7 separate regions of the Homo sapiens genome follow, and all the other regions are linked to region 5. Evidence: chromatin loops called from intact Hi-C (ENCODE). Cell type or tissue: dorsolateral prefrontal cortex. All regions are shown on one strand. Each heading gives the region's core, and the rest is flanking DNA. Links, peaks and the distances in the headings are about the cores only. Region 1 has its middle 170 kb from the start of CSF3R. Region 2 has its middle 94 kb from the start of CSF3R. Region 3 has its middle 40 kb from the start of LITATS1. Region 4 has its middle 130 kb from the start of CSF3R. Region 5 has its middle 4.2 kb from the start of GRIK3. Region 6 holds the start of LOC107984941 (a long non-coding RNA gene). Region 7 has its middle 150 kb from the start of LITATS1.

Evidence for each region. Hi-C counts contacts between places; a loop is a spot of excess contacts. Peaks named below come from ENCODE experiments on the same cell type or tissue, not always from the same donor. Only the 100,000 strongest peaks of a DNase experiment are listed, where the experiment ranks them.
Region 1: a loop joins it to region 5, with 9 times the contacts of the local background. A loop is called at or near these places in 3 of 110 quality-filtered maps.
Region 2: a loop joins it to region 5, with 9 times the contacts of the local background. A loop is called at or near these places in 16 of 110 quality-filtered maps.
Region 3: a loop joins it to region 5, with 2.8 times the contacts of the local background. A loop is called at or near these places in 10 of 110 quality-filtered maps.
Region 4: a loop joins it to region 5, with 2.2 times the contacts of the local background. A loop is called at or near these places in 6 of 110 quality-filtered maps.
Region 6: a loop joins it to region 5, with 8 times the contacts of the local background. A loop is called at or near these places in 35 of 110 quality-filtered maps.
Region 7: a loop joins it to region 5, with 2.3 times the contacts of the local background. A loop is called at or near these places in 6 of 110 quality-filtered maps.

What each region holds. Positions count from the first base shown.
Region 1 is chr1:36,651,634-36,655,980 of GRCh38, forward strand. No RefSeq gene overlaps it. Among named protein-coding and RNA genes, the nearest start is that of CSF3R, 170 kb to the left of the region's middle. In dorsolateral prefrontal cortex, for the core only: a CTCF peak has its summit at 2,412 (motif pointing left); a DNase peak (open chromatin) is centred at 2,438; H3K27ac peaks cover 571 bases.
Region 2 is chr1:36,574,278-36,578,624 of GRCh38, forward strand. No RefSeq gene overlaps it. Among named protein-coding and RNA genes, the nearest start is that of CSF3R, 94 kb to the left of the region's middle. In dorsolateral prefrontal cortex, for the core only: CTCF peaks have their summits at 1,959 (motif pointing right) and 2,159; a DNase peak (open chromatin) is centred at 1,984; H3K27me3 peaks cover 2,557 bases.
Region 3 is chr1:37,431,832-37,436,178 of GRCh38, forward strand. No RefSeq gene overlaps it. Among named protein-coding and RNA genes, the nearest start is that of LITATS1, 40 kb to the right of the region's middle. In dorsolateral prefrontal cortex, for the core only: CTCF peaks have their summits at 2,646 (motif pointing left) and 2,855; a DNase peak (open chromatin) is centred at 2,640; H3K27me3 peaks cover 449 bases.
Region 4 is chr1:36,607,376-36,611,722 of GRCh38, forward strand. No RefSeq gene overlaps it. Among named protein-coding and RNA genes, the nearest start is that of CSF3R, 130 kb to the left of the region's middle. In dorsolateral prefrontal cortex, for the core only: CTCF peaks have their summits at 2,054 (motif pointing right) and 2,255; a DNase peak (open chromatin) is centred at 2,086.
Region 5 is chr1:37,036,552-37,040,898 of GRCh38, forward strand. No RefSeq gene overlaps it. Among named protein-coding and RNA genes, the nearest start is that of GRIK3, 4.2 kb to the left of the region's middle. RefSeq lists an enhancer at 1,461-2,021. In dorsolateral prefrontal cortex, for the core only: a CTCF peak has its summit at 1,874 (motif pointing left); DNase peaks (open chromatin) are centred at 393, 1,390 and 1,870; H3K4me3 peaks cover 685 bases; H3K27ac peaks cover 574 bases; H3K27me3 peaks cover 1,706 bases.
Region 6 is chr1:36,701,842-36,706,188 of GRCh38, forward strand. LOC107984941 (a long non-coding RNA gene) reads right to left here and starts at 480. Exons shown (of 3, transcript XR_001737977.2): 1 at 375-480. RefSeq lists an enhancer at 1,968-2,057. In dorsolateral prefrontal cortex, for the core only: CTCF peaks have their summits at 2,049 (motif pointing right), 2,248 and 3,993 (motif pointing right); DNase peaks (open chromatin) are centred at 2,070 and 4,002; H3K27ac peaks cover 1,061 bases; H3K27me3 peaks cover 226 bases.
Region 7 is chr1:37,322,195-37,326,541 of GRCh38, forward strand. No RefSeq gene overlaps it. Among named protein-coding and RNA genes, the nearest start is that of LITATS1, 150 kb to the right of the region's middle. In dorsolateral prefrontal cortex, for the core only: CTCF peaks have their summits at 1,776 (motif pointing left) and 3,055; a DNase peak (open chromatin) is centred at 2,957; H3K4me3 peaks cover 473 bases; H3K27ac peaks cover 1,400 bases; H3K27me3 peaks cover 969 bases.

The sequences.
Region 1 (4,347 bases), core at 97-4,096, 390 kb before region 5:
TGGAGGGTCTTCAGGTCAGGAAGTTGAGACTTGACCCTGAGGGCAATGGGAGGCTATTGTCGTGAATCACATGAATGGCTCCAATTCTTCAGCCCTTCCTGTACCCAGGCTGTTGCTAGGTGTCTTTGTACATTCTCCCATCAAGGTGAGATGTATATTTTTCTGCCTTGTGATACTAGTTCAGCATGTGTCTAGCTTTGGACAATAGAGTGATGTGGATTGACCAAGTGACAATTCTGAGCCTAGGTCTCAAGGGACCTTGCATGTTTCTGCTGGTTCCAGGAGGGATTGTGCCCCAGTGAAGCCCAGACTAGAGACAAGCCCCCAGCTCACCTGCAGACCACTAATGACTCCAGTCAAGGTCAACTGATGCAGCTGACCCACAAATGCATGAGCTATTGTATAAAAACAAATGACAGCTCTTCAAAGCCACTGAGTTTTGGAGTGGTTTGTTATGCAGCAACAGCAGCTGATTGACCCATCAATGAGGGTTCATAGAAGAGTGAAGAGTGTGACATGGCCAGATCTGCACTTTAGGAAAACCTCCTTGGCGTTGAGTTGCTGGAGGATGGATTGCAGGAGGTGAGTCTGCAGGCAGAAATCCAGGTGAGAGGTGGTGAGGGCCTTCCCTAAGGCAGGAGCAGGGGAAGGAGGAGACAGATACGAGCAGTGTTAAGGAGGCAGACCATACAACAAACCTAAATTACACATTAGAGTGGTCAAAGGAGGGAGGAGATTTGGAAGTTGCCAAGATTTCTGGCATTGGAAATTGCATCAGAATAAGGTACACATGCGGATAAAGTGATAAGGTAATGACAAGCTTTTTGTGTTGGTTTCCAGTGCTATTGCCAGGACAAAGTTACAATTACAAGTCTGGGGCTTGAAGACACAGACTAGGGAACCATCAGAGAATTAGTGACAGTGAACTAGTGATGAGTTAGTAAAAGTAGATGAAGTGTTTACAATAAGCAGAAAAGAGGGTGAGTTTTGGGTCCTGGGAACCCCCACCATTTATGGAGCAACTGGAGAAAGAAGAGTCCAGGAAGGTAATAGAGAAACAGTCAGAGAGGAGACAGGAGAACCAGGGAGGAGCTAGATTGCAGAAACCCCAGGGAGGAAATGAATGGTCAGCAGGGTTGTGGGCACAGTGCCAGGGAGGATGAAGACCCAGGAGGCTGAGGGGTAAGCCCAGGATGTGGTCATGGGTCACTTTGCTGAGAGAGGTTTTGGAGGCTGGAGGCTGGCTGGTGGGAGATTGCGAGGGGCAGGGAGTGGAGAGTGACAGTTAAGGAACACCCTGATGTGAGGGGGGCAGGTGAAGCGTGGGCTTGGGACAGTGCTTTTTCTCATGATGGAGGGACCTGAGCATGGCTTGTTGTCAAGGGTTCTGAGCAAGTGAAAGAAATGGTCTGATTTAGAAATTTTATTTTATTTTATTTATTTTTTATTTTTTTTTAGATGGAGTCTCGCTCTGTCACCAGGCTGGAGTGCAGTGGTGCCATCTTGGCTCACTGCAACCTCCGCCTCCCGGGTTCAGCCACTCTCCTGGCCTCAGCCTCCCGAGTAGCTGGGACTACAGGTGCACACCACCACGCCCAGCTAATTTTTGTATTTTTAGTAGAGATGGGGTTTCACCATGTTGGCCAGGCTGGTCTCGATCTCTTGACCTCATGATCCACCCACTTCGGCCTCCCAAAGTGTTGGGATTACAGGCATGAGCCACCGTGCCCCACCTGATTTAGATTTTTTAAAAGATCATTCGGGATGTTGTGTGGCTACTATATCCTAGGGTAGTAAGTTGTGGGAAACAGGGAGACCAGTGAGGAGACTAACTTGACAGTGCAGGAGACAGATGACGGTGGCTCTGACCAGGGTGCTAGTTGTGGAAGTACACAGCCGGAAGAAGCGGCCAATTTGGGATTTTGTTTTGTTTTGTTTTCTACGTTAGGACCAGAAGAAATTGGCTATGGATTGGATTGTGTGCACATGCATGTGTGTGTGTGTGCATGTGTGTGTGAGTTGTGTGCACATGCATGCACATGCACGATGAGAGGAATGTAGGATGACTTCCAGGTTTTCACCTGAGTAACTGGGAAGAAAGGCTGAGGGAAGAGCAGAAACAGGTTTTGCTGAGGGGGAAGTTTGTGGACTCATTTTTGTCTTAGAGACTGTGAGTTTAAAATGCTTTAGAAACGCAAACGTAGATATTAAGGAAGCTGTTGAAAGTGCACATCTGGTGTTCAGAGGAGACGTTTGGGCTGGAGATACAAATTCGGAGTCATCAACGTACTCGAACATTTAAATCTGCATGGCTGGGTGAGAATTTCCTGAGAGAATGGAGTTTCTTTTGCTCAGTGTCATGTTCTCTGCTAGCCTCTAAGTGTTGTGAAAGCAAGGCCCTTGTCTGCCCCCTCGTGCATGGCTGCTTGCCCGTGCCTAGAACAATGCCTGGCATAGTAACTGCTCCACACATGCTCATTTGAGGAATGAGAGCAATGAGTGTCATAGGATGCGGGAAGTTCAAGCTGCTGAGAGATCTGAGTATATCAGCCTGTGAGCGGGAAGCTGCCTTGTTACAACTCAGGAGGGAATGATCAGGAATCATTTCTGTTTCCCACTTGCCACACCTTTGCTCCTGCCATTTCCTCTGTCTGGAATTCCCTGTGACCCCCTGCATCCCAGACCCACAAGGATAAATCCTGCTGACCCTACCCACTGAGTCATTACGAATGCCCTGAGCTCTGCCATCCAACTCCCTCTTACTTGTCTGGTCCACAGGAGTTTGGGAGAATTCTCCAAACCCCTGGAGTTTCACTAGGTTGGCGGTCACTCGATAGAACAGGAAATGAGGTGGGTCTGGCAGGCCTCCTTCCAAGACTTGCCTTCCCTGTGCACACAAACTGACGTCCTAGGCTCTTGCTGGGATGAAGACCAAGTTAGGAAAATGCTCCTTTTCTACGTTTCCCAAAATGAAGACATTTTGCTTGTTTGGAGTTTTCTTGCCCTCTTCTGTCCTCTAGGATTTCTTGGCTTTCTTATCCTCTCAGACAGGAGTCTTTCTGGGGTTTGGAGATATGTCTTAAGCACCTGCCTGTTACATTTCATTCCCCTTGAAGCTTTGGGGGTTCCTGTGGTCTGTGTAGCTCTCTGCTTGGCCAGCGCTCCCCTGCCGTCTGTGCAGACACCCTTTACATCTGGGCTTACCAGGGAGCTGCTTCCTGAGACCCCTTCAGATCTGCCTGTCCTTCCCTATTGGGACTACTCCAGGTCCTGGTTGACTGTGACATTTCTGTTCACCGCTCTGGAGCTGTCTTCCCCTTTGAAGATCCAGACAGGGGCTTGCATCTTTCTATCAGGAAGATTCTTTAAAATCTGCCCTTTTCTAGACGAGGTGCATCTGTCAGACTAAGTTCTGCTTTTCTCCTCTCTGGCCCCACAGGGGCCGGCATGGCTAAGTCCCTTTGTTCCACTCACTTTTGTTTCCCCAGGGGTGAGTTATTGGCCAAAGTCTCTCCAGAAAAACAGTTTTTCTTGTCGATTCTTTAACTGATCTGAGCCTGGCTTCTTCATTTCATTGCACAATGGAAATGGTAGCACCTGCCTGCTAGGGTTGTTGCCAGGATTAAATGAGATGATATATTTGAATCTTCTTCGCTTCCACATACAATGGAAATGATAACACCTGCTTGCTAGGGTTGTTGCGGGGATTAAATGAGATGATATATTTGAAACTTCTTCGCTTCCACACACAATGGAAGTGATAGCACCTGCCTGCTAGGGTTGTTGTGAGGATTAAATGAGATGATGTATTTGAATCTTCTTTGCTTCCGTATACAATGGAAATGATAGCACCTGCCTGCTAGGGTTGTTGTGAGGATTAAATGAGATGATATATTTGAATCTTCTTCGCTTCCATATACAGTGGAAATGATAGCACCTGCCTGCTAGAGTTGTTGCAAGGATTAAATGAGATGATATATTTGAATGCTCCTAGCACCGTTCCTGACCTTGAGCTGGCACTGAATAAAGCCCATCACTCTTCGCCCTCCGCTGCCTCCCTTTGATTCCTGGCATTTCCTTTCCTCTCTTCCTCTTCCTGTGAGTTATGAAACTGACAGGAGTCAACTACATCTTGCCCAAGCTGCTGGGTGGAGGATGGAGGGTGATGCCCTTCTCTCCCATGGCAGCTCCGGCTGGCTCTTCTACAGGGGAACCAGCCATCTGGGTTTGCCTAGAACTGAGGGGCTTCCTGAATCATGGGATTTTCCTCAGAAAAGTCCCAGGCAAACCAGGAGGCATTGTCACCCTACTTACTGGCCCTCTCCCTCATCATTTTAGAGGCCAGGA
Region 2 (4,347 bases), core at 124-4,123, 460 kb before region 5:
CCACTTTGAAAGCCCAAACTTGTGAGATGTAGAGATATGAACAGATCGCATGTCTAAGCCCTCTCTCATCCCAACCAGGGAGGGCTTCCTGGAAGGGGCTTCCTTGAAGAATAAGGTTTGGATGTTGTGAGTGTGTTTGTGGGAGCAGGAAGTCCTGCTGGCTCTCTGGGAGAGGCTGATTCCTCTGGTGCAGAGGAAGACATGGGTGGGAGGTGATTGTTGCTGTTGTTTATTTGTACCAAAAATGAACACATTGCATACCCCACCCAGCTTCCCCCATCCCCAGCGCCTACGGGGAAGTCAATAGCAATGGATTACACAGCGAGGGGAAGGCTGAGAGCACAATTGGAAGAAAGATAAAGATAATTAAAACTAATTCCAACTGTTCCCAGAGAAATCAATTTCATAACTTCAGTGTGTCCCTAAGCTTGTTTCTGAGGCTCTGCAGCACTGAGCACAGGGCATGTGTTTGAGTGTGTGATGTGCAGACACTGGTATGTGTATACACGGGTGCCTGTAATGCATGCGTGCATGTATGTGGCTTCATGCACATGTGTGCATGTTTGTATGTACATATGCATACTTTGTGTATGTTGGGGGGACACACAGGTGTGTTGGGCAGCAATTCCTCTAGGTCTCCATGTGGTACCAGCTTATGGCCTCACCTTTGATTCTGGAGGAGGAGGGGTGGAAAGGGTAAGAGAGTTAGGGTGGCTGGGTAGGGTTAGGTTACCCTCCCCTATACCAAGGCCTTAGACACCACCTGTCTAGTCCAACTCCCCCTTATACACATGGGGAGACTGAGGCCCGGAGAGGGGAGGCTTGCCATGGGTCACGCAGCAGGTGAGATGCAGCAATGGAACGAGAATGCTAGTCTCCTGGGTTTCCTCTACTCTAAGGACTTGCTGGCCACTGGGACAAGGACAGCCAGGGGTGGAAGGAGTGGTAGATCTGATTTTATATGGCTGGGAAGCTCCCGTGTGAATAACCCCTTAATTATCTAATTTCTTCATTCTTCTAACATAGGCTGAGCACCTGCTATGTGTTAGCCCTGTGGGTTCTCTAGCTTGTCTAGGGGACTGGGGGTTGTCATAGCTGGCTCTGAGAGAGGTTGGTTCCTCTGGGGGAGAGGGCTGCTTGGCTGTGGTGACTGGTGGATGGTGGCCTCTCCTAGTCCCTTATGGGTAAGTCTCTGAAGCAGTGCTCAGGACAGGGCCCCGTCTAAGAAGCATGGGCTGCCAAATGGCCTTCCCTGGCTGAGGATGGTTCTGTTGGCATTGCTGTCACGGCTGGTGACTTCTCACAGGGACCTCATGGTTTGCCTCTCAGGGACTTCCTGGTGTAGCCAGGAGTCCTGCCCATGCCCCCCAGCCCCTTGGTGAGTGTGCCTTGGGCAGCGTCTGATATGTCCCTGAGTTTCCCAGGACCTGGCACAGACCCCAACACACAGTAGGTCCTCCCCCAGCACAGGACTGGCAAACGAATTAGCGAACCTTTGAGGACTGAAGTGATCCCCTCCAGAAAACCAAGCCAGGAAGTTTATCACTCTAAATGAACGGTTCCCTCTACCTACCTGTGCCTGTGTCCTCGACTTTTAAATGGGGCACTATTATCCACATGGCAGCTTCAGTGAGTGTGAGACGTGGTGGCACATCACTTCGTTTCCCCTTCTTACAGGCCCTGAGCTTTCCCGTTCATTTTCCCTTCTTATAGCGACTTCATTTTCCTTTCTAACAGGCCCTGAGCTTCCGTGAAGAGGGTCACTCCATGAGCAAGGAGCCAGGGAACAGCTCATGGCCATACAGCTTCCTGGAAGTAGGGGGTGGGTGAGGTGACGCTCCCAGCGCCTCCAGGCAAGGTGTTTGGGCACTCCATCCTTGGTCCAGCCTTCCATGGTGGGCCTTGGGGGTGGGGATCCTAGAGGGCTCCTGGGCAGCGCATCGGTTCCTGAGGTGCCCCGGATGACCTCTAGATGGCAGCATTGGCGAGCGGGAGCCAGATAGGAGCTGATGGGGGTGGGCTGGGCCTGTGGGCTAAGACTGCAGCTCCTGTCCTTAAGCCCCCACCTTGTCCCATGGTCTGAGAGCAGAACGTGGGTGGGGGTGGGGTGAGGGAAGAAGGCACCTTGGGAATTCCTGGACTGGGGAGTCAGGCTGGTCCTTTCTCTTCCTGAGATGGTCCTTCTGAGAGCTGGATTTCCAGCTGTTGAATCTGGAAGTCAGCAGCTGGGCAGGACACTGTGGCTGGAACCTCTTCTCTTAAAGACCCTCACACCCTAAGGAGTGGGACCTCCAGGGGTGTGGGCATGAGGGTTTCTTTGGCAGCAGGGCAGTGGACAACCATGCGGCTAGGATGCCCAGCAGCCCCAGTGTGAGGAAACCACTTTCTGCTCTGTTCTACCCTTCTCAGCATCCCCTCCTCTCTCTCCCTTTCCCCAGGAAGCCGGAGAGGAACAGATGGGAACTGTCAGCAACTCGTTAGGGTTACAGATGGGGTGCTGGGGTCGGGGAGGGAGGAGGGGAGTTGGAGGGGGCAGAGTTCTTGGCCAGGTCCCTGTGGAATCCCAGGCAGGGCCCGCTGTGGGAGGGCACTCTAGTCTTTCCTCTCAATTCCTTTCCAACCTGGGGAGAGGCCTGGGAGAAATCCCAGGCTCTCCTGGCGGCTGCATCTGGTAGTAATCTGAAGGTGAGATGGGAGTTCAGGGGCTGAGAAGCTTGCAGGCATCCTTTGTTTTTTCCAGGGCCTGGCCTGCTGGTGCGGGCTAGATGGCAGTGCTCCTCCTCACTGCTGTCATTCCAGGGCAGCTCTCAACTTCCCTGGGAGGCTAGGGATAGATTTGATATAGGGTGGGAACTTACAGCACCCCCAGATCACAAGGGAGAGGGGACTGAAGACCATCTTTGGTCTGCAGGTGCTCTGGGGAGGAAACAGTGGGTGAGTGTAGACTGTGGGGCCCTGAGCCACCTGCCATGGCCTCAGGTGCTGCGGCAGGCAGCTGTTTATAGAAGGAGGATATTTGGGATAGGTCACTGAGCCTTGACTGCCCAGCTAGCCTCTGGTGTCTTGGCCACAAAACACTGAAGCAGCTGCACGGTGCAGTGCCTCAGTGCTGCAGTGCTGCAGTGACAGAGGAGGCCTGAGTGCGGGTGTCTGGTCTGCTACCAACTCCCGGTGACCTTCACCAACTCATTTTCCCTCTCTAAGCCTTAATTTCACCATCTGGTAAATAATAATAATAATAACAATAATAATAATGGCTCCCTTCCATTGAACACTTACACAAGATACAACATTTTGTGTGGATTATCTTATTTAATGCTCACAACCCCCCTATGGAGAAATGAAGACTCAAAGGGGGTGAGTGACTTGGCCAAGGTCACACACCAAGGGGCAAGAGATCAGACCCAGCACTGCCCGAAGTCAAGGCCTCGCTCCTCCCCTGTCCTTTCCATAGGGCTGTCTGCTCTTTCTCTGGTGGGTGGGGGCAGAGGGCTGACACACATTTCCTTTTTTTTTTTTTTTTTTGAGACGAAGTTTTGCTCTTGTTGCCCAGGCTGGAGCGCAATGGCACGATCTCGGCTCACTGCAACTTCTGCCTCCTGGGTTCAAGCGATTCTTCTGCCTCAGCCTCCCGAGTAGCTGGGATGACAGGCAGGCGCCACCACGCCCGGCTAATTTTGTATTTTAAGTAGAGACAGGGTTTCTCCATGTTGGTCAGGCCGGTCTTGAACTCCTGACCTCAGATGATCTGCCTGCTTTGGCCTCCCAAAGTGCTGGGAATACAGGTGTGAGCCACTGCGCCTGGCCCCGAAACTCCTATCCTAACGTCTCTCCAGGAGGCTTAGGAGTGGGTGAGTGGAAGAGTGGTTATCGTAGAATTCTAGATTTAGCCAATAAAAATCCAGGATGCCTAGTTAAATTTGAATGCCAAACAACAAGTTTATAAGTGTGTTCCATGCAATAGTTAAGACATACCCATACTAAAGAATTACATATTGTTTATTGGCAACCCTGGCCAGTAGAATGCATTGCACTGTGCGTTTACTAATTTCCAGGAATTGTTCTGGAGATTGGGAGATGAGGGCTGGGTGGAAGAGAGCAGAGATGTGTATGGGTCACACCCAAGCTTTGCCACTCACTGCTAGGGCTGCCTCTTCGGGCTCAGTTCCTTCATCTGTCAAATGGGAAGAAGGACCGTCTCCTCTGCCCTCCTAAGGGATGATATAAGTATCCAACACCCAGTTAGTTGTGAGTGTCTTTGAATAATCCAGACAGCCTTGCCAAGATGAGCCCTGGTCTGGTTACTGGTGGGTGCCAGCCTGAACCCAGCCTTGTCTCCACCTCCTA
Region 3 (4,347 bases), core at 179-4,178, 400 kb after region 5:
ACATCAGACACACCATGAAAACACACAAACCAGTACACACCACCCACCCTCCCACATCTAAGCTGGCCTGCCCACCACACACACACAGGCAGGTGCCCCTTACACACCACACACAGGGCTGAGGGAGGTCCCAGCCAACCTCCACTCCCAAACCTGCATATCCATGTCCACGGGGCTGGAGCTGCCTGAATGAGGCACCTTTGTCTGACTCACAAAAAGGCAGTACTGGTTTAGGGTAAACATGGCCTGCAGAGCTGGCTGAAATTTTCAAACCAAACAATGCCTGATAAAGACTTCTGTCTCTGGGGCCAGGCGCGTTGGCTCATGCCTGTAATCCCAGCACTGGGATGCCAAGGTGGGCAGATGACCTGAGGTCAGGAGTTCAAGACCAGCCTGGCCAATATGGTGAAACCCCGTCTCTACTAAAAATACAAAAATTAACTGGGCCTAGTGGTAGGCACCTGTAATCCCAGCTACTCGGGAGGCTGAGGCAGGAGAATCACTTGAACCCAGGAGGCAGAGATTGCAGTGAGCCGAGACTGCGCCTGGGCAACAGTGCGAGACTCCGTCTCAAAAAAAGAGTTATGTCTCTGGGAACAAACTACGTATCCACAGCTATGTAACAGTTACCTCCATCCTTAGTGAATCACAATGTACATCCAATTATAAATGATGGGAAAACTCCGATATCAAAGGCTAAGTTAACATGTATGTGATGCTTGGTGCATGCAATAAATTCCATTTTTTATTATAAGCAGATATACTGGGGTTTTTTTTAACTAACAGAATATCATTTTACCTTCTCCACTAAATAAATGTTGTACAAATATTTAGAGAATATTGACATAAAGTGGCACCAAACTGGCCTGCTTGGGAGGTCCTTCTGTCTCCATCTGGCCCTGCTTAGCTGAGATCCCTCCTATGGCCTTTCCAACATGGTGGGCAGGGAGGGGCGGTGGGCCTGGCACGCTCGGTGGGCCGACGGTGCCTGTTGCTGGCTGCATCGGCCGCAAGGAGGCTCTGGCCAGCAAGACCGGCTGCACACCTAGAGGGAGGCTGACTGGAGGTATTACTCCTAGAGGGGCTGTGGTGGATCTTTCTAAGCCCACACTTGACTCTGTCCACACAGAACTCGCCTGTGTGTGGTCTTTGGGGAGGCTGCACGGGAGCAGCATACTGATCAGGCTGGAAGGAGAGAAAGAAAGAGAAAAAACACCTTCAAACAGCAGAGCTTCATATTCGTCGTTGGCTCTAAAAGACCCAAGAACACAGATGTGCACAGGCCAGCCCTGAGATAGCCACACACCATGACACACAAAAGACACAGAGGCAACGTGTATGCAGAGACAACCTGCAGACAGAGACAGCTCACAGCTGCTGGCGCAGAGCAACACTCGTGTCCCAACACATACACAAAGCACAGAGGCAAAAGCCAGCATGCCAGGCAGACAGAACCAGCCCCAAAAGCCCCTTCACATGCCGGACAGACACACTTGCATGCACGTAGGTACCCAGCACCTGCACACAGGGATGTGCCCCCGCACGCGCAGCGGTGCTGAGACACACTCCCGAGCACACCCCACAGCCACTCTGAATGCCTCATCCTTGGCAGGTGGGAGCAGGTGTCTCCTTGCAGGCGACCCTGCTCCCCACCTTCTCTCAGCCTTGAGGCCAAGGGCCAAGGGCCGTCGGACCCCCTGCTGTGACTATAGTGGGCATGAGATCTAAATGACCCAGACCTACCCCACAGGAGGGAAAAGAAGGTCCTGACATTTGTTGGCTCACTCCTCTCAAACCCCTGCCACTGGGCAATTCAGTGCGTACTGGAATTGCCAAGGGATCGTGCCACTGCATTCCAGCCTGGGTGACAGAGTGAGACCCCGTCTCAATTAAAAAAATAAAAGAAAAAAAAGAAACAAACAAAAGAGAATTGCCAGGGGAGTTTTTTGTTTGTTTGTTTGTTTTTGGGTTTTTTTGTTTTTGAGACAGAGTCTCACTCTTGTTGCCCAGGCTGGAATGCAATGGCGTGATCTCGGCTCACCACAACCTCCACCTCCCGATTTCAAGCGATTCTCCTGCCTCAGCCTCCCAAGTAGCTGGGATTAGAGGCATACGCCACTGCACCCGGCTAATTTTTTGTATTTTTAGTAGAGACAGGGTTTCACCATGTTGGCCAGGCTGGTCTTGAACTCCTGACCTCAGGTAATCCACCCGCCTCGGCCTCCCAAAGTGCTAGGATTACGGGCGTGAGACACCGCACCTGGCCAGGGGAGATTTTTTTTTTTTTTTTTTTTTTTAATGACTGGTGCCTGAGCCCCACCCTCAGACTCTGATTCATGGATCTGGGGAGGGCACCAGGCCTGGGTGGGTTTTTAACACTCCCCAGGCTACTCTAATGTGCTCCCAGGGTTGAAAATTACTTAGGCTTCCCAGGGTCTTGCGGGCATCCCTGGTCTCCGCAGGACTGCCCCAATCAACAAGATCCTGAGGGTGTGAAGGTGCCCCCTCTCTGCCCTTCAGCTCGCCAAGGAAGCCCTTGCCACACTGGGTCCGACCCACCCACCACGAAGACCCTTTTCTAAGTGCTGGTGGCACTTAGAAAAGGCGCCGGGCACGCCCATCTGCGCACTGCGGCTGCCCCCTGCTGGACAGAGCCAGTCAGGCCCAGCTGCTGGCATGACCTGCCTCTCCCACACAGGGCAACCCCAGGCTGAGCTGTTAGGGGAGCCAGAAGCACATGACCCTCAAGAGAAGTCCCCACACCTTCTGCAAGAGTCCACAAACCGTCAGCTCTGCACCCTCCTACAAAACCCCAGCTACCTCTCTGGTCCCAGCTGTCTCAGGCCTAGATGATCACAGGTATTTTCCTTTGTTCATCTACTCAGTGGTAGCCAGCAATGCTGTGCTGGACTGACCAGTCCTGGCAGCTGGGGCTGCAGAGATGAATAAGGAAGGGAACTGACAAGTCCTCCCATGCCCAGCCATCTTCCAACAGCTGCCCAAGCCACCTTCCTCCAGCTGCCTATGTCCTTGCTACTCCACAGCCCTTGGTGCTCCCTCCTGCCCTTAGGATAAAGCCCAGGCTCCTCACAGCCGGGCTCCTGCTGCCCAGAGCACATCTCTTCTTAGTCTCCCGGAAGGCCTTCCACCCTGGGACTGCCTGGCAAACTGTCATTCGCAGTTCTACTTTCTACTTATGCCACCTCCTCCAGGAAGCCTTCTCTGACCTCCTCCCTCCACCAGCCTTCATATCCATTAGCCACTACCTCCTCTTTTCCCCTGAACATTACATACTTGCCTCTTATACTGATTCTCTGTTTATGTGTCTGCCTCCCTCCGCTCTAGACTTGGGGTTCCCGGTGGGGCGGGGGAGGTTCAGGGACCTGGGATCGATAAAGGTCTGTAGAATTAATGAAGCCTTCTCCAACCTGCCCAGTCCATAGAAAGCTCTTCTGTCTCTGGGTGCACCACACCAGTAGGCTGAGTGCCTCCCTCAGAGAAGCAATCCCTAGGGCAAGGAAGAGAAAAAATAACAGCTATGACACTACTAAAGCACATGCTTACTAGGTACCAGATGTGTATTCGATTCCACATGTTTTACATATATCAATTCATTTAACCCTCACAACATTATTATGAGCTAGATGGGAAACCTAAGGTACGGAGAGGTTAGATAACTTGCCCAAGCAAACATACAGCTGTCAGTCTAGAGCTGGGATCCTGCCCAGGAGTTGGCTCCAGAGGCCATACTGTTAACCATGTTAACCACATTTTCCGGTTTTTTGTTTGTTTGTTTGTTTGTTTGTTGTCGTTGTCTTCTTTTTGAGACAAGGTCTCGCTCTGTTGCCCAGGCTGGAGTGCAGTGGCACAGTGGCTCACTGCAGCCTCCACCTCCCAGGCCTCAATAGATCCTCCACCTCAGCTTCCTGAGTAGCTGGGTCTACAGGTGCGTGCCACCACGCCCGGCTAATTTTCTTGTAGAGACGGGGTTTTGCCATGTCGCCCAGGCTGGTCCCACTCCTAGGATCAAATGATCCACCCGATCACCCGCCGTGGCCTCTCAAAGTGCTGGAATTACAGATGTGAGCCACTGCCTGTGGCCCACACTTCCCTCTCAAGGGAAGAGAATGTTGGTGGAGAACCCATGTCCATTGCGGCCCTGAGCTGCCTCCCAGGCACCTCCTACGGGAGACAGGAAAGGTCTTCGCAGGAGAGGCCAGACCCAGATTCCCTAGCCATCCGCTCTAGGGCTGTGGCTTCTTTCACTTCCTTCTTAATTTTTCCAACAAGAACAGATGCCACTGCAGCTGACAACTGCCTGTGTGAATGGAAAGGCGGATCCAGCCC
Region 4 (4,347 bases), core at 181-4,180, 430 kb before region 5:
GGGCATCTGTTTACCATCTGTATCTGTGCTAAATGTTATTCCTGCCCCACTTTCTTGCAGGCCTTCTCAGAGCCTTTGCTCTGCTAATCTATAATGCAAAATTCCAAGGAGGGCTGAAGCAGGCAGGGTTTCACAGACTTATTTGGCCATAGGCAACTTTCTAGCCATAGTTCATCTTGGCCTCAGCATCTCCTGGGCTAATATTCCATTTGGATAATGTTGGTATGAGGCCTGTAAGCTCATTACCTGATTGCAAGGCCATTTGGGTCCCAAACAGGACCTCAGCCCAACTTGGGGGCAGAGGTGTCTCAGCCTTCGGACCTCCTTTTGGAGAGAGCAGTGACTTTGTAATCTCATGACAGGTTGGGGCGGGGAGATGCCAGGGAGTGGCTTCTTCTAAAGAGCAGGAGTGAGCTCTGTCCCTAGTTAGGCTGATCTTGCCTTGGAGTGAGTCATACCAGTGTGTGTGTGTTCATGCGTGTGTACATGCACATATGTGTGTATGTGCACATGTGAGCCATGTACAATGATAACTCAGCACCTCTGAGATGCAGACCAGATGCTGCATGTGGCATGTGGTGGAGAGTACAGGACCCCATCTTGGGAAACGCCCATCGGCAGGAGAGCTGAAATCCTTACATTAAAAAGTCCTTGGTCTGATGGAGTTCTGGACTTCAGGGGCCCCAATCTTTATTTAAGGAACCTGCAATCCCACTGGGAAGAAAACAGCCCACAGAAAAGCACACTCATGGACATACACACATGCATATATGCACCCCAATATACAACCACATGTACATATAGACCCAGACATACGTGTGTGTGATATATGTATATATATATATATAAAATACACTGTGGAGTGCAGAATTCTAAGATGGTTCCCAAGAGTCCTACCCCCTTGTGTACATGCCCTGTATAATCTCCCCTTAAGTGTGGGTGGGACCTGTGAACAGGATGGGATATTACTCTTGTGACTAGGTTATGCTTTATGGCAAAGGTCAAAGAATTTTTCAGATAAAATTGAAGTTCCTGATCATTTGACTTTGAATTAATCAAGAGGGACATTCTCCTGGGTGGGCCTGGCCTAATCAGATGAGCTGTTAAAAGAGGCTCTGGAGGTCAGAGAGAGAGTGTCTTCTGCTGCCCTTGAAAAAGCTGCCATGAGGGCTACAGCTATAAGGAAACATGATCTGCCAACAACCACGTGAGCTTGGAAGAGGACCCCAGGCCTCAAATTTGATTGTAATCCTGGCCAACACTTTAACTGTAGCCTGTGAGACCCTAAGCAGAGGACCAGCTAGGCTGTGTCTGGACTCCCAACCCACAGAAATTGTAAGATAATAATTGGGTGTAGTTTTCAGCTAAGTCGCGTTGATTTGCTATGCAGCAGTAGAAAACTAATGCGCAAGCATTCCATTCGGTGAAAGTCACAAATATACCCGAAGATATCCACATGTACATAGGTGTATATACATGCAGACATTCACATACTTCCATTTACATGTACACCACACTCACTATACTTATATTTACATACATAAATATGTATACAGACATAAGCACATATGCATTCTTAGGTACACACACACACACACACACATATATACACACACGCATCCATCCATAAACACAGAGGCATGTAAACAATCTATACATCCACATTTACATGAATATTCAGGCACAGGTATATGCACATATTATACACATAATCATAATGAGGACAAACATTTATTGAATGCTTTCTATGTGCCAGGCACTTGCCTAAGTTCTTCATATTAACTCACTTAATTGGTAATCCTATAGACGTGCGCATGTGTGATATATGCAGCCGACCTGCATAACACCGAACTTCTGCAAAATACTACACCACCATATACTGCAGGGGCACGAAGTGAAGAGCTCTCAGCTGGGTCAGTTTCTCAGGGAGGTTTCTGGCAGAGTGTTTTTCTTTTTTCCTTCCTTTAGTGCCTGACTGGTGGGTAAGTCCAAGCAACTTCACTCTCCTTCCCTCTGCCAGGAGGGGCCTGGAAGCCACCCACATGCGGACTGCAGTCTTTCCACTAGGTGGTGCTAGACTAGCATCTGTGGGCTTGATGGGTGGAGTCCTGGCCGGCTCTGGGGAGCAGAGCTTAACCATGGATGAAGAATAGATACAGGAAAGAAAAAACTTCTGGCCATAACACCCCCATTCCCCATCTGTTCAATATATTCTTGGAGCCCTAGGACCATTGGTGTCTACCTCAACCAGGAGCCAAGCCTCAGGTGACAGTGCTGACCAGGTGCTGGCTTTGCTTGACACCCTGCTGAGGACATCCAGATTTTATTAATTTATTTAACAAACCCTTATGCACCATATCGTGTGGCCTAGCCACTGTTCTAAGTTCTTTACAAATATTAATTCATGTAATCCTCGTAACCATCCTATGACATAGTTACTATTATTATTACCATTTTACAGATGAGAAAACTGAGGCACAGAAAGGTTAGGTAATTTGCCCAAGCTCACACAGCTAATAATTGATGAGAGGGAAGGAGACAGGGCAAGGATTCTTCATCCCATTTTAGAGATGGGGAAAGTGTATAGCCCAGTACCAATCCCAGAGAGTCAGTGGAGGAGCCTGACCTTGAACTCAGAACTTAAGTTTAGCGCAGGGCATTTCTCCCTGGGCCCTGAATTGTATGGAGATAAAGGCTGAGGCTGCTGTTGAGTTGGGGGTTGTGACAGGAGCAGGAGACACCCTCCTCGGCATGCTCCAATGACCCCTAGGATTTGGAGCTCAGGAAGCAACTTCCTGGTCAGTGGGGATCTCTTTGGGTTTTCACCTGGATTCTACATAAAGGAATAAAAGGTAGGGCCAGCTCCCAGCTGATGCCCAGCCACGGGTGAGTCTGTAGACTCAGATGCTGGAACGGGCCTTTTACAAGATACACAACCCATTCTACACTCAATTGCGTCCTATAAATCAGGTTAACCTTTTCAACGTGGCTCGGAGAAAATTAATTACTCATATCGGAGCACATGACCTTTTTCCTGGGCAGGATGAAATGAGCTGCTCTGAAGCACTGGGCTCCTTATTCTCCACACTGCAGCATCCTAGCCTTTAGGTACCCATCCAATGACCTACACAATCAACCAAGGATGGCAGTTACCTGTGTACTTCCCAAGGGTGACCATAATGGGCTATTCAATGCTCCTCCCAGGGACTGGGTCCTCCTCATTGGGGCTGATGATGGGAAAGGAGCACCTCCTTGGTCCTCACAAGCTCTGGCTTCGCTGGGCAGAGGGAGGGAAAAAGGGAAGGGAGAAGCATTTGAAGGGTTCTTTATTCCCTGGGAGAGTTTTTTTTAGAAACCAAAGAGAACCCCCACTGGGTTTTACATGGTAGGTTTGCCACTCAGGGAAAACCCCTACCTCACCCCACACTCTGACAGCATCCAACTAGCTAACCAATATTGACTAATTGGTCCATCCAACCATCCAAGCAACCAACCCATCACCCACCTAACCGACCAGTAGAAAACCATGCAGAAAGTCTGTATTAAATTCTTTGTGCAGCCTTGGGAATGTGGGTGAAAAAGAACACAGGTCCTGCCCTCTAGGGGCTTATAGTTCAGTTGGAAACAAAAAGTGTAAAGCAGGGAAGAAGATTGTGTAGAATCATTGAATAGGTAAGGGCAGGCTCTGGATTAATCTTGGAACTTGTCTGTTCTTGTAGGGATTGGGTAGCTTCTGTCTTTTCAGTACCTATAGTTGTCAGCTGCTGGCAACAGAGGGTGGGTTATTCAGTAATGTGTAGTTGTCCCTAACTATTATCTCAGCCACTTATGCATGTCCTGGTCCAGGGTTTTGCCTTTCAATTTGGACAGATTTTCTACTTGAATCCTGGCAGTCCTTAGGCAAGTTACCTAACCTTTGATTTTGTTTTCTTATCAAAAAATGTGTATAACAAAACCTACCCACAGGGCAGCTGTGAGCATTCAGTAAGATAATGCTTGCAGAGTGCTTAGCACAGTGCCTGGTACATAGTAAGTGCTCATTAAATATCAGTTATAATAATTATTATTATCAGTTGCCAGAATGATTCATGGCAAACCAGTGAACACAGTTCTTAACCCAATGCTGGCGAAAGCATGTGTTTTAAAGTAAGTGCTCTCAGGGATACATTGAAAGTTTTCTGTCAGTCAGCTTGCTTTTAGGGATTCTGAGGCTGAGAGGTCTTTGTCTGTCTTGAAGCATGTATGGTGGAGGGGCCTGAACCAATGTGCTTGTGCTCCTAGCTGTAAGCAGGACCCTGAGTCTCTCACCGTTTTGTTTCATCTAAGGGAAGGACATTCAGTGATCGG
Region 5 (4,347 bases), core at 260-4,259:
AGAGGTGTGGCTCCCAGGAGGGAGCAGATCCAAGGCCTGTGGAAGGGAGGGATAAGGGGAGGGGAGCAGGAGGAGAAGCAGCAGCCTCCAAAAAAGCTAGCATGAAAGTGGTGCTAGAAACGCGAAGGGAGGAAGGCAGAGGGGGATGCTGAGGCCCCCAGAGGGTGAGAGTGTGGCTCTGCCACCTGCGAGCCCCCTCGGCGCCCCAGGGAAGCAGCACAGGCTGGGCCTGCTCCTCCTGCATCCCAGAGTGGGCGGGAGTTACCCAGCACGCTGCGGATCGAGGCTTTTTTCTGCTGCCACGTAGGGCTGCGGTGGGAAAGAGCCTCCCAGCTGCAGAGGCTGTGGGGCCCAGTCACTGGACTTGGAAGGCAGCTGGAACCCTGCCTTCCAAGTTGGGGCCAGAGGGAAGCTGCCATCGCCAGCCTGGGACTGGGCCTTTTTCTTGACCTGGCTGCGAGCCATTTTGTGACACAGAGGTTTCCCCAAAACTAACAGCAGCGTGTTCCCTCCCGGTCTAGGGGAGGGTGGGATGCATTGCAAGAACAGAAACAGCAGCAACGATCCCCATAATGACCCCTAGTATTTATTACATGTTTTTATGTTCCAGACAATATATTCACTACCTTACACGCATCACTTCACCTCTTGCTCTCCACACCCACTGCGATAGGATCTTTGTCTAAAATAACAAATCCATTTTACAGATGAAGACTGAGCCTCAGCGGGGTTAAGTAAGAGGTCCAAAGTCACATCGCTGGTATGTGACCTTTCTTTCTTCCCTCCATTCCCCTTCCCTCCCTCTCTCCCTCCTTCCTTCCCTCCTTCCCTCCCTTCCTCCTTCCCTCCCTCCCTTCCCCCCTTCCTCCCCTCCCCTCCCTCCTTCCCTCCCTTCCTTCCTACTTTCTTCTAAAACATATTGGGCATCACCATTTGCCAGGCACTGTGGGTGAGATGTCAAGGTTCACATATAGGCTCAGCCGACTCCTGAGCTCATAGAATTAACCCTGTCCTCTACCATCTGGGCTGAGTAGGGGACAAGCTGCAGGGGCCAATTCTCATCACTCTTGTGGAGCCCCACTGGGGCTGCTGCCTGCGGTGGAAGGCTAAGAGCAGAATACTCAGACACTTTATCAGGGCAGATCGGGGAGCCCAGTCATCCCTAACTCATGAAGAGAGACCTACAGCCCTCTCTGCCGGTGGCATGACATGCCTCTCCAGGCTGCCCCGCCACCAGCAGGCACCAGGGCTGGCACTATCTCCAGCCGCATCTCCTCCGGGCATTGGGAGCCGCCAATCCTGGCTTTTCGCATTGTTGGTAAACAAGTCTACCCACCAGCCAGGCCTAGGCTCCCTGCTCCCCCACGAGGCAGCCAGCGCCGGATTTATGAGGCCTCCAAACCTCATTCAGACTAATGCAGCTTTTCATTCCCAAATAAAAGGGGCCGCTGTCTGAAAGGACAAGTGCTCCCGCATTTCATTAACATCCCTGAAAACGGCTGAGCTGGCCCGAGTTCCTGCCAGCGAGATTCATGTCTCCCACTGGCTCACAGGTGGGTGGTGAGGGTAGGATTTCCAGGAAGAAACCCAAGACTCCCAGCCCCCTCCCTGGCCTCGTCCCCCCACCCCTCCCCAGCTACTTTGGGTGAGGGACGGGGCACCCAGTGGTGGCCGATCATGCTCTTTGGAGGAGCCCCCTGTGCACGTGTTTTGTTTAGACTGATCCACTCTGGCTCTCAACCCCCCCCACAATCGCAGTGAGTGATGATGCCCTGGGCTCGAGTTACCGAGATTCATGTTCTCTGCTTCCCTGGGAAACCACGGAGTAGACGTGTGCAGTGGCTGAGTGCAGATTCCTAGGACTTGAGTGCCCTCTGCCGAGGCCTGCCTACCTTCAGCTCCCTTCCTGCTACCCAGTAGGCAGGCTGCTGGTCGTGGCTGGACGCTGAAGCCCTGGGGCTTCAGCCACTCCCTTAAATGTCCTACCATGGGGCCAGGCTGCTCTACAAGCCTGCACCTGGGGTGCCTTGCTGAGAATGGGGGAGGGGCTCCCTTGCCCCATCTCACCCCAGCATGGGGCCATGATGAGAGGAAGGCAACCGCCAGCCCTTGCCTGATCTTTGCCAACTGCCTGAGCAGGGAGGGAAGAGAAGAGGCCTTCCCTGTAGCCTACTCTATTGTACAGTGTTCTCTCAATGGCAAAGTGCGTGCTCACCACAAAAGCCGTGCCCCAGCCCTTTGCAGGACACCGTGACCTGCCTTTTGGCTCAGAGACAGGGACCCTTTCATCACCCTGGGGCTTTTGTCCCTCATCCCAGTCCCAAGGGAACAGCACAGCCAGGCTGCCACCTGAGCAAGCAATAAGCCCAGCGAAGGTTGCGTCACCTTAGATTTTTGTCAACAGTCAGGCAAGCTCCTTCCCACTGAAGTCAATTCCTGTGTTTATTGTCAGCTTAACCCACTGCTGTGAGTTATTTCTCAGCAGTGAGGGATACAGGTAGACAAGCCACCGGAGATATGTTATTTTACTGACATCTGTGTTTCAATAGTTCGGGTGCGGTTCTGGTGGAGGAAGAAAGGGATACACAGCAACCCCATTTGTATCTATACATAATGGAACAGAAGCTGATGGGCTGGAAGCAGAGTGGGTTCTGCTGCCGTGTGAGGAGCACTGTGGGGAGAATTATGCACAGGGAACGAACCAGCACCTCCTGGCCTCCCAGGTTCTGGCAATAGGCTCCCTTTCTTCAGCACCATGGGTGGGGACCAAAGTTGCTTGCTCACTCACTCGCTCATTCATCCATTCCCTAATTAATTTATTCATGTACTCATTCATTCCATCACATCCATTCACTCATTCATCTGTTTATAGGATCATCCATTTATTTTCATCCACTCAATCACTCACTTGTTCATTTACTCAGTCCCTTACCCATTCATCTACTCACCATTCAGTGATTCTCTGATTACTTCTTCTAATCCCTCAATGACCCACTCATTCACTTATTCTTCCATTAATTTTGCTTATTTGCTCACTTGCCCCCTCACGCATTTTCTTACTTACATTCATCTGCTTACTTATTATTCACTCATCCATTCATTCATTGACTTAGCCATCTATTCTTTCTTCAATCACCCAGTTGTTCATTCATTCATTTACTTTCAGTCCTCTGCTTGGTCACCCACTCACTCATTTACTCACACACTCATCCATTCACTTGCTCAATCACTCTGTCCCTCATGCACTGCCTCCTCACCACACCCAGCAAAGACATCTGCCTGCTCCTCCTGTCCTCAGTCACTTTGGGGTCTGAGCCTCAGACACTGCTGCTCCCGCCAGCCACCAGGTGTCCTGGCTTCTTCAGAGCCCCACTCTCATATCCTCCACTTTATGATGAAATTCAGCAAACTTCAAGATTCTGCCAACATCCCTGACCCTGGAGAGGGTCTGGGCATTTGTCCTACGAGCAGGGACCAAGGCCCAGAAAGACCCAGAGTCCACGTCTGGTGATGGGCATAACATCCGAGGTGTCCCACAGTGCCACCTCACTGAGCCAAGAGCCATCCTGGCTTCCACTTACATCATCTCTTGTTGTCTTTGGAACAACCCAGGGATGCAGGAGGGAAGAAATGGGCTCAGAGGAGTCAAATATTACTGGGGAGGGCAGAAGTAGGCCCGTATTGTTGTTCAGATGATGGGGAGAGAACAAATACATGAATGAATGTGAGAATGAATAAATGAGGTAACATGAAAGAATGAGCAAATGAATTAAAAAGTGGATGAATGAATGACTAGATGAATGACTCCTGCCCAAAAAGTAAGTGGCAAACAGCTTCTGACCCAAGTGACTGAACTCCCAGTCCAGTACTCTCTCCACTGCTTAACAATTGCTGCCCTGGATCCCTGACCTTGCAGGAATCGGTGGGGGGAGGGGAGACAAAACTAGAGCATGAATTAGCCAACAATAGATTTTTGTAGAGAAGTGTCTCCCTCAGAGGCTGCGGTGAGCCAGTTCTCGGCTGCACCTGTCCCCTCATGGGCAGGAGGCTGCCATCATCCCTCCTTAGAGAGGCAGAGAGAGAGAGACAGAGTGATCCTTGAAAATCCAATCACTCAGTGATAAGAAAATAAACAAGTGAACTTCTCCAAGTTTGCCAGACTTCCCTGCCCGAGGCCAGCTTAATTAAAGTTGATGTAGAATTTTAAAGTGGGAAAATAATTAGGGCAAGTGGCAGAAAAGAGAGAGGAAAAAACACATTGTTTTGTTCTGTGTTTTGCTCACTCTTAATTATGCCACAGACTGTCTCTCCTGTGGATCCCATCCCAAGTCTGCCCTCCGCCAAGAT
Region 6 (4,347 bases), core at 268-4,267, 330 kb before region 5:
ATCCCCTCCCTGAAATGTGTTTCTTCTCTGGTCTTTCCATTTCAGAAAACGGCATCATTACTCACTTAGTCGCTCAAGCCAAAAACCCTTCAGCAGGTTAATCCATCAGTCAGGCCTGCAAGCTGTATTCCTAAACATAGCCTCAATCTACCCCTTTCTGGCCATCTTTGCTATCATGCCACTGTCATCTCTCATCTGGACCACTGCAACAGCATCCAAACTGGTCCCTGTTTCCTTACTTTCCTCCGTAATGCTTCCCATTGCCACAGACCACAGGGATTTGGAAAGAGTGGGGGCTTCAAAGTCAGAAAAACCTGGGTTCATATCCTGGTTCTACCATGTATTATCTGCGTGACCTCGAAGAATTGACTTACCTTCTCTGAGCTTCAGTTTCCCATTCGTAGAATAAGGATTAAAGCAACTAACTTGCTTTGGTGATGAGGTGTCCATGGGGTCTTCTCTTCTACAGTTGAAATAATGAAATGGGGCTGAATTTGAATTTACTAGGAAAACACAAAATCAGACTAAACATTATGGGAGAATTGCATTGGGAAATATGCACGTGGTAAGTCTTGTGACCATCATAATTGTACCTATTATGTGTCATGCCCTGGCTCAGGTGATGCACATATACTAATGTTTGCTTTTTAAAACAACCCCATGAGACACACCCATGTGGGAGACTCAGAGTAGTTAAGTAATTTGTCCAAAGGCACACAGCTTGCAAATAGGAGGGCCAAATTTTGCACCCTGGTTCCCTGACGCTGGAGAAGCCCGTGCTTTCACTTTGTATGGTTAGATCAGATGAGATCAGGCACATTCAGGTGGTGTGACTGTAGCCTGCATGGCTAGATCAACGTACAATACAGCCTCACCCACGTGGAGGCAGAGAGCCCCTGACTTGGAGTTGGACTTGGGCTTGAGTTTAGGCTCCGCTGTTTGTAAAAAATACGCCTCAGCCAAGCCACTAAATCTCTCATAATATCTATTTCCTTGTGAGAGAAAAAAAAAGTGTCAATACAACAGTATTACCATATTGGAAGGTGCGTTTGTCCGTTTTGTGTCACTATAAAGGAATACCCAAGACGGGATAATTTATAGAGCAAAGAGGTTTGTTTGGCTCATGGTTCTGCACTCTGTACAATCATGGCGCCCGCATCATCTTCTGGTGAGGCCTCAGGAAGCTTTTACTCATGGCAGAAGGTGAAGGCGGAGCAAGTGCGTTGGCTGGCCAGGGAGGGTGCAAGAGAAAGAGGAGGAGGTGCCAGGCTCTTCTTAACAATCAGATCTCGCGATAACTAACAGAGTGAGAACTCACTCGTTAGTGTGGGAGGGCGCCAGGCCACTCATGAGGAATCTACCCCCGTGACTCAAACATCTCCCACTAGGCCCCCACCTCCAGCATTGGGAGTCACATTTCCACATGAGATTTGGAGGGAACACACATCCCAACTGTCTCAGGTGGTGTGAAATCAAATGCACTATTATGTGCTAAAGTATCCTGGAAACTATAAACACATAAATGGTTCTTTCCTCGCATAGTATTTATGGAAAATATGAGCCCAGAGAGGCTGCGCTGCTCTTTGGGGCTCAATCCTACTTCTTCGTCGGCTCTTTTACATCCCGAATTACTATGCTGTCCCCATAGTTCCTCTTGTTTTATTGACTTAGTTTCTCTATTAAACTCTCCAGGCTCTCTCCTCCGGTCTCCGTCTTTCTCTCCCACTGCTCCAGCCTCCTGGGAACCCTGCCTAGAGTCCACACTTGGAAGAAAATATCTGCAGCAGCAACTCCCATTGTACATTATGAGTATTCGCACCCCTAGGGAAGACAAGAGTGTTTTTAACCCACATGTAATAGTAAAGATTTTCTCGAGTTCCCATTTCCGGAGATACATTTTTTTACCTGGGACTGGAGTTGGGAGAGGCTGCTACTCTTCGGACCTGCGGCTTCTTCTGCTTCCTGATTCGAGTCCCTGTGATAAAAGGCCCCAACCCATGAGGGGCGGGAGGAGTTGAGCGCAGCGATGCCTGTGGCCAGTTGGGGGCAGCAGAGGGCAGCAGAGCAGGAATCACGAGGTGCTGGCAAAGAGGGCGGGTGGTGCTGCAGCTGCAGTGAGAGGCCCTGGGTGGAACGCGTGGCCACTGGGTCTGCTCTGCCCCAGATCTCCAGGCCACACTTTCTGGACTGGCCTGGATTAGACAGCAAAGACGTGGGAACTGCTTCCAGAAGGCCAGTGGAGAGAACATGTCGGTAACAGTGTGACAACATGGTGGTTCCAAGTGACAGACTCAATTTGAACCAGACAAGGCAAAAAGAAGACTATGGCTCACGGAGCCCGGGTTTCAGGGACAGTTGCAACCAGGAACTCCAATGCTATCAGGACCATCTCCCTCCTCTCTCCGTGTTGGATTTATCCTTTCCGCCTGCAGATTTGTTCCTTCCAGGGACCGGAACCACTGCCACCAGCAACTTTTGGCTCAGATGTTCTGTGATCTGTTGTTTTCCCTCAGTTCTGATGGGACAAACCTCAGGGGAGGACCTTCCATAGTCTCAGCGTAGTGCAGTCATGCTCTCCCCTGTGGCTGGGGGTGGCGTCCTCTGACTGGCAGCCAGGGCTGCATCCGGAGCACTCTCCAGGTGAAGGGCTCTCTCTGTGGAGGAATAGATGGGCGCCATTCACATCAACACAGCCTGCGGCGGTGTCCAACACCTTCCCTTCGGCACAACGGCACCAGCCTATGTCTCTGATTTGTGAACTGACTTTCAGAAATCAGGGTGGCAACTTCACCCACCCCTACTCTTCCTGAAATGAAGGGACAGTGTCCTAGGAGGACCGCAGCGTGTCTCTCCATCTTTTTTTGTTTGTTTGTTTTTTGAGACGGAGTCTCTCTCTGTCACCCAGGCTGGAGTGCAGTGGTGCCATCTCGGCTCACTGCAACTTCTGCCTCCCGGGTTCAAGCGATTCTCCTGCCTCAGCCTCCTGAGTAGCTGGGATGACAGGCGCGCGCCTCCACGCCCGGCTAATTTTTGGATTTTTAGTGGAGACAGGATTTCACCATGTTGGCCAGGCGTTTCTCCTGACCTCAGGTGATCTGCCCGTCTCGGCCTCCCAAAATGCTGGGATTACAGGCATGAGCCACCGCGTCTGGCTGTGCCTCTCCATCTTAAATTCACCTCTCTGCCGGTTGCCTTGGTGAAAGTGGATTCAAGGAAGGGGTCATCATGAGAGAGTGCCTGAGCTGAAGGGCAGGAGAGGAGAGGAGGGGTCTGAGCACCTCAGCGAGGCCTCAATTAGGATCAGCAAATAAGAGATTGTTGCAAATGTTCTGCAAGATGCATTGTATAGAGCGATTCACTGTGTGCCTGACATTTCCTGATAGCCCTGAAAGCTAAGCAGGGGCTGCTTAGCATTGCAATAAATGTCACCACCTGAACATTATTAGTGGTGTCTTCTGACCTGCCGGGTTATCTGGTGAGTCAAAGATGACGGGGTCGGGGGGGGGGATCTGTGGAGATTTTAGGAGATCCGAGTAGTGTCCTGGAGCCCCCAGAGGAGGAGGCAACAAAGGATGGGGAGAGTGGTGCCACACACATCTGGGTGCAGGATCTGCTACGAGTCTGGTGGTTGGGGAGGCGTGGGGAGACAGGACTGAGGGACCTGGCCAGAACTTCGGGCAGCTTTTACCCAGATTCCTTACATGTGTAAAGCATTCAAATGCACCACCTTGTTTGACCCTACCAGCCTTTGGTTCCATTTTACTGTTGAGGAGACTGAGAGAGAGAGAGAGAGAGAGACAAAGACTTGTTTAGAAATCCCAAAGTCAGTCAGCAGAGTTAGGACTGGGACTCAGGTTTCCTGGTGCCCAAACCAGGCCACTCTTTGTTCTCTGGAGGGTGGAACAGAGGCAGCTGGAACAGGAAAAAAAAGAAGGCAGCTGCTGGGACACAAGCATAGACATCTGGGGATGGAGGTCATCCAGCAGGCGGCACCCGGGTCCAGGCCTTGCAGCACACTGCAGGGTGCGCAGGGGAGCTCTGTAAAGTGAGTCCCTGGGGCTGCCACACTGAGAATTCCCCATTGCTGAATGCCCTTGGAGCAAATGGGTGTGTATTGACTTTTCCTGCGGATGATTGCATCCTGCCTTTGGGCACCTTCTGCACACCCAGGTCTATCTCCTGAGCTCCAATCTACATCTGCATCTGGAACATCCCCATTAGAAAGCCCGCAGGCAGCTCACACTCCCTACCTCTCAACCTGTCCACTCTTCCTCCATTCCCCCAAACTGCCCCTTCTCTGGGGTCTGCCCTCTCTGTGAAAGGCATCTCCCCCAAATCATTCAAGTC
Region 7 (4,347 bases), core at 110-4,109, 290 kb after region 5:
CAAACTTTGTGCACCTGACTTCCAAGCCTTCCTGCTGTAACTGTGGGCCTGGAGCCTCCTCAGCCCCAGAGTCCTCAGCCTTCAGCTCCCCTGTGAGCACTGCTCATCCTTCTGATGGAATTTGGAATCTTGTTGGCCTGAGAGCCGGGGACCTCCATTCTCTGCCCCAATTTTCCTTCCCAAAATGCTAGCCTGAGACCCTCTCTCTGGTCTTTGAAGGAGCTGTCCACTCTCCCCAGACCCTCCCAAAGCCTCTCCTTTGCTGGCCTGGGCACCCACTGCTCTCACAGCACATGCTCTGGGTGGAAGGAAGCAGGGAAGCTGCTCTGCTCCCTCGTCTCTTCCCCAGTGGATTTCTGCTCTGTCCTGCACATTCTATGGAGGAAAAGGGTCCAACTTTGACCGTCTGGGACACCTTCCCAGCAAGTGTCCTCTTCTCCAGATCATGGCCCTTTCTGAGTTATACCCTCCCCAGTGGGCATTTAGCTCATTTCTGGAACTAAATGGCCAGTGGCTGGCCTGGTCAATGGACAAGTTATACTCCTATTCATCCTTCAGATCTCAGACCAAACATCACTTCCTCAGGGAAGGCCTCCCTGACCCACCCGCGGACGCTCATTGCACTGTAAATTTGTCCCTCAGATTATTCTATACAATATCCAACCAAATCATACATAACATCATTCAGCGTTCGGTATTTGCCTCCCCTAATGAGCTGTGCACGCCATGGAGGTAAGGATTCTGTGTATCTTGTTCGACTATGAATCCCAGGCATTCTGCACACGATAGGAATGCAGTAAATATTTACTGAATGAATAATGAATGAATGCTCCAGACAGAATTGGGGCTCCCTCCTCTGGGCTCCCACAGTTCTCTGGACACAGCTTCTTTACCACTCTATCACACTGTGCCATAAGCCTCTATTTCAGAGTCTCAAACTCACAGCACGAGAGTCAAACCAGGCCCACAATTTTAAAGTAAGAGATGTTTTATATATATATATAGATAGATATAGATATATATATATATAGATATATATATATAGATAGATAGATAGATAGATATAGATAGATAGATAGATATAGATATAGATATAGATATAAAACCTAAACATTTAATTTATCTTGAAGAATAGGAAGATATGGCAGTGTTGTGCCACATTCCCACCTTGCAACAATCACGTGGAACTGAGTGGCAGCTGCCACCCTCTAGGTGGGGCCCCAAGTCTCCAGGTTGCCCCTCCCCAACTCCCTGTTCTTCTTACTCAGACCCAATTCACCCATCTCCATTACCACCCTGGCCATGGAAGGCACTTGGGTTTGTGACCCCCCTCTCTGTTTCCATAGCCCTTCCCCTTCCCTCCCCCGGCTGAGCACTCCCCTGCATGGGGTCCACACGGAGAAGATGCACCTCAAGGTTGGCTGAACGAGTGAACAAAAGCCAGAGCAAAAGGAAGCTACAGGGAGTGGTGACACCAAGTGGAGTGAACCTGAGTGTTGAGAGAAGAGAATGCCTTCCCTGAGGAATGGGAGCACCGGATTAGACGCTCTTTAGGGATTAGTCCAGAAAAGATAATTGAGTGTACCAAACACTTTGTATTTTGTCTCATTAGCTGCTCTGATGCTTGCCATGCTTAAAGTTGAGGGTGGTAAGTAGGTTAATCTCATTGAACTGGTTTAATAAGTAGAAATCCATTTTTAAATGTCTCCCAAGGATGGAAATCTTTGCTATGGCCCGGCTCCCCAAAGCGGCCTGGGACTCTACTGCCACCTGGTGACAATGAGTGCATATTGCAGGAAGAGTGTACTAAAAAGACAAGTGGTCAAGAACCTGGACCCTCCCCTGCCAGAAACAACCCTGAAAAGGGGACCCGGCGCCGTGGTTCACGCCTGTAGTCCCAGCACTTTGGGAAGCCGAGGCAGGCAGATCACGAGGTCAAGAGTTCGAGACCAGCCTGGCCAATATGGTGAAACCCCCGTCTCTACTAAAAACACAAAAATTAGCTGGGCGTGGTGGCAGGCGCCTGTAATTCAAGCTACTCAGGAGGCTGAGGCAGGAGAATTGTTTGAACCCAGGAGGCAGAGGTTGCAGTGAGCCGAGACTGCACCATTGCACTTCAGCCTGGGTGACAGGGCAAGACTTCGTCTCAAAAAAAAAAAAAAGAAAGAAAGGAAGGTAACCAGTGGAGCTGAAATTACTGGTTTAAAGGAGGAATTAAATTTAGTGCAACTCAAAACACAATTACCTAGTATTTGAGGTATCTGAGCTTGGAGTTTCCAACCCTCTGGGAGCTTCTAACTATAATCACGACAGACATACATAATTTACTCTAATGCAAAGTAGACTGAGGCCCAGGTCCAGAACTGTCAAATCCTTCTGCATGTGGGTGCTTCTGCTCAGCTTGAACTAACAACCAAGAGCTGGCAAATATGGACCAGGCACCAAGTAAAGTGTTTCTTACACATTTTTCTTTTCTCCAGTAAACCTTCACAACAATCTTCTAAAGTCCTATTATTACCCCATTCTACAGGACAAGGAAATGGAGGCTCAAAGAGTTGACATCAAGTGCCCATGGTCAAGAGCTACCATGAGCAGCAGAGAAAGGACTCAGGTCTGGCTTAGGTCTGGCTGACTCCAGGCCCTTCACTGCTTCTCTATAGTTTCCTATCTGCTCTAGACCCAAGGTAACCTCTTTGAAATTCCAGAGCTCACCCAAAACCAGCATCTCCCCTACCTGTAATTCCTGGAAGGACGGAATAGCACAAAGAGGAATGTTAGAACTTCCCACCTCATACCTTGGTTGTCTCCCTGTCCTTTCTGTCCTCTCCTCCTCCGCCTCTGTTCTACAAGACCCTCTGGGGCTCTTCTGGTCCCTGCCTGCCCCAGGGGAGGCTAGCTGCCTGTCCTGAGTCTGGATCCCAGGATTTTGGTCATCCCCATGCCAAGTTCACATCCCATCTGGTGGCATGGAGCCTGGTTTGCTGATCGGCAAGTTCACAGCATGAGCCTGTGCTCCCCAGAGAGAAATACAAAACCATAATTGTCCCCAGATTGGCTTGTGTTCTTTGTAGAAAGAAACAATACACAGCCTTTGTGTTCAAAAGAAAAAATTACTGAAACAAAAAATTTCCAGTTCACACTCTTTTGAATTGAGAGAAATAAGTAAACACTATTTCCCAAATCTATGTTCACTGGGAAGCCTCCTTTTATTATATTTATGCAAAAACATGAGCCAAATCTCATCCTACGCTGATATAAGACACATTTGATAATAAAATGCAAACGCTGTTTGCAAAGAATTAGAGAGGATCAAGTTCTGGTCTATTGTGAGGACTAGTTTTAAAATTAAGACTTTTAAGCTTCATGTATCCCAATTTTATTTTGCAATAATCCATGCCTTCAACTTACCCTGTTTATATTTGCTCCGAAAAATGTAGCCAAAAATTCACTGAACATTGATTGTGAAAAGGGTAACTCATTATCTGCTTTCATCCAGAAATAACAGAGAACGAAAGAAAGGTGTTTGCTTGTGTTCCCACAATTCTTTGGGAAATATTTGCTTTCAGACATTTTGTAATATTGTGACGTGTGCACATTTCTGCATGGAAGCTTTGTAATTTTTAAAAAGATACCAAAAGGAGCAGAAAGGAGACTAAAGGTTTGCACCTGTGCCCAGGTCACAGCAGAGCCTAATCTGCATACTCACCTGAAGGATTATGGGACATTGCCATAGCCCTCCGATGAGCATTGACACGAGGGGTCTCCAAGCAAGGAGGACTTTGGGAGGTTGCTGGAGGGACGTTGCATACTAAGCCCCATGGCCATGAAAGGAATATAGAGAGACCACCCCTGGTGCTAAAAAGGACACTCTCAGGGGGAGAGGGAAGGCTTACAGGAAAGCTACCCTAAGCCAAAAAGTAAGTAAAAGTATATGACCCACTATAACAGTGGAAGCCAGTGGCTTCCTCAATGGTATAACAGACAGGCTAGGGAGCCCCAGTGCCTGCTGACCAGTGTCCTGGGTTTCAACCCCCCGGCTTCTGAATCTCCCCCTTTGCTTAGGAGTTGAGCCTAGCCCACTTGGGATTTGCATTCACTGCCTGACCAGCGCCCCATCCCATTTCTATTCCTACCTCTCCCCTTGCCTTCCCTTTTTCATCTTCCGTTCATCCATCTTGCTAACTGACGGATGTGTTTCCATTACTGCCAACATTCACATTAAAACTCTCTGACCTTTATGTCGCTTTTTTTCTGTTCTTTCTAGAGCACTTTTACTTACACGAATGCTTCTTCAACTGAATACACACAACCCTTGGGGGCTCCCACCCGTGGGCCAGGGAGTATGCA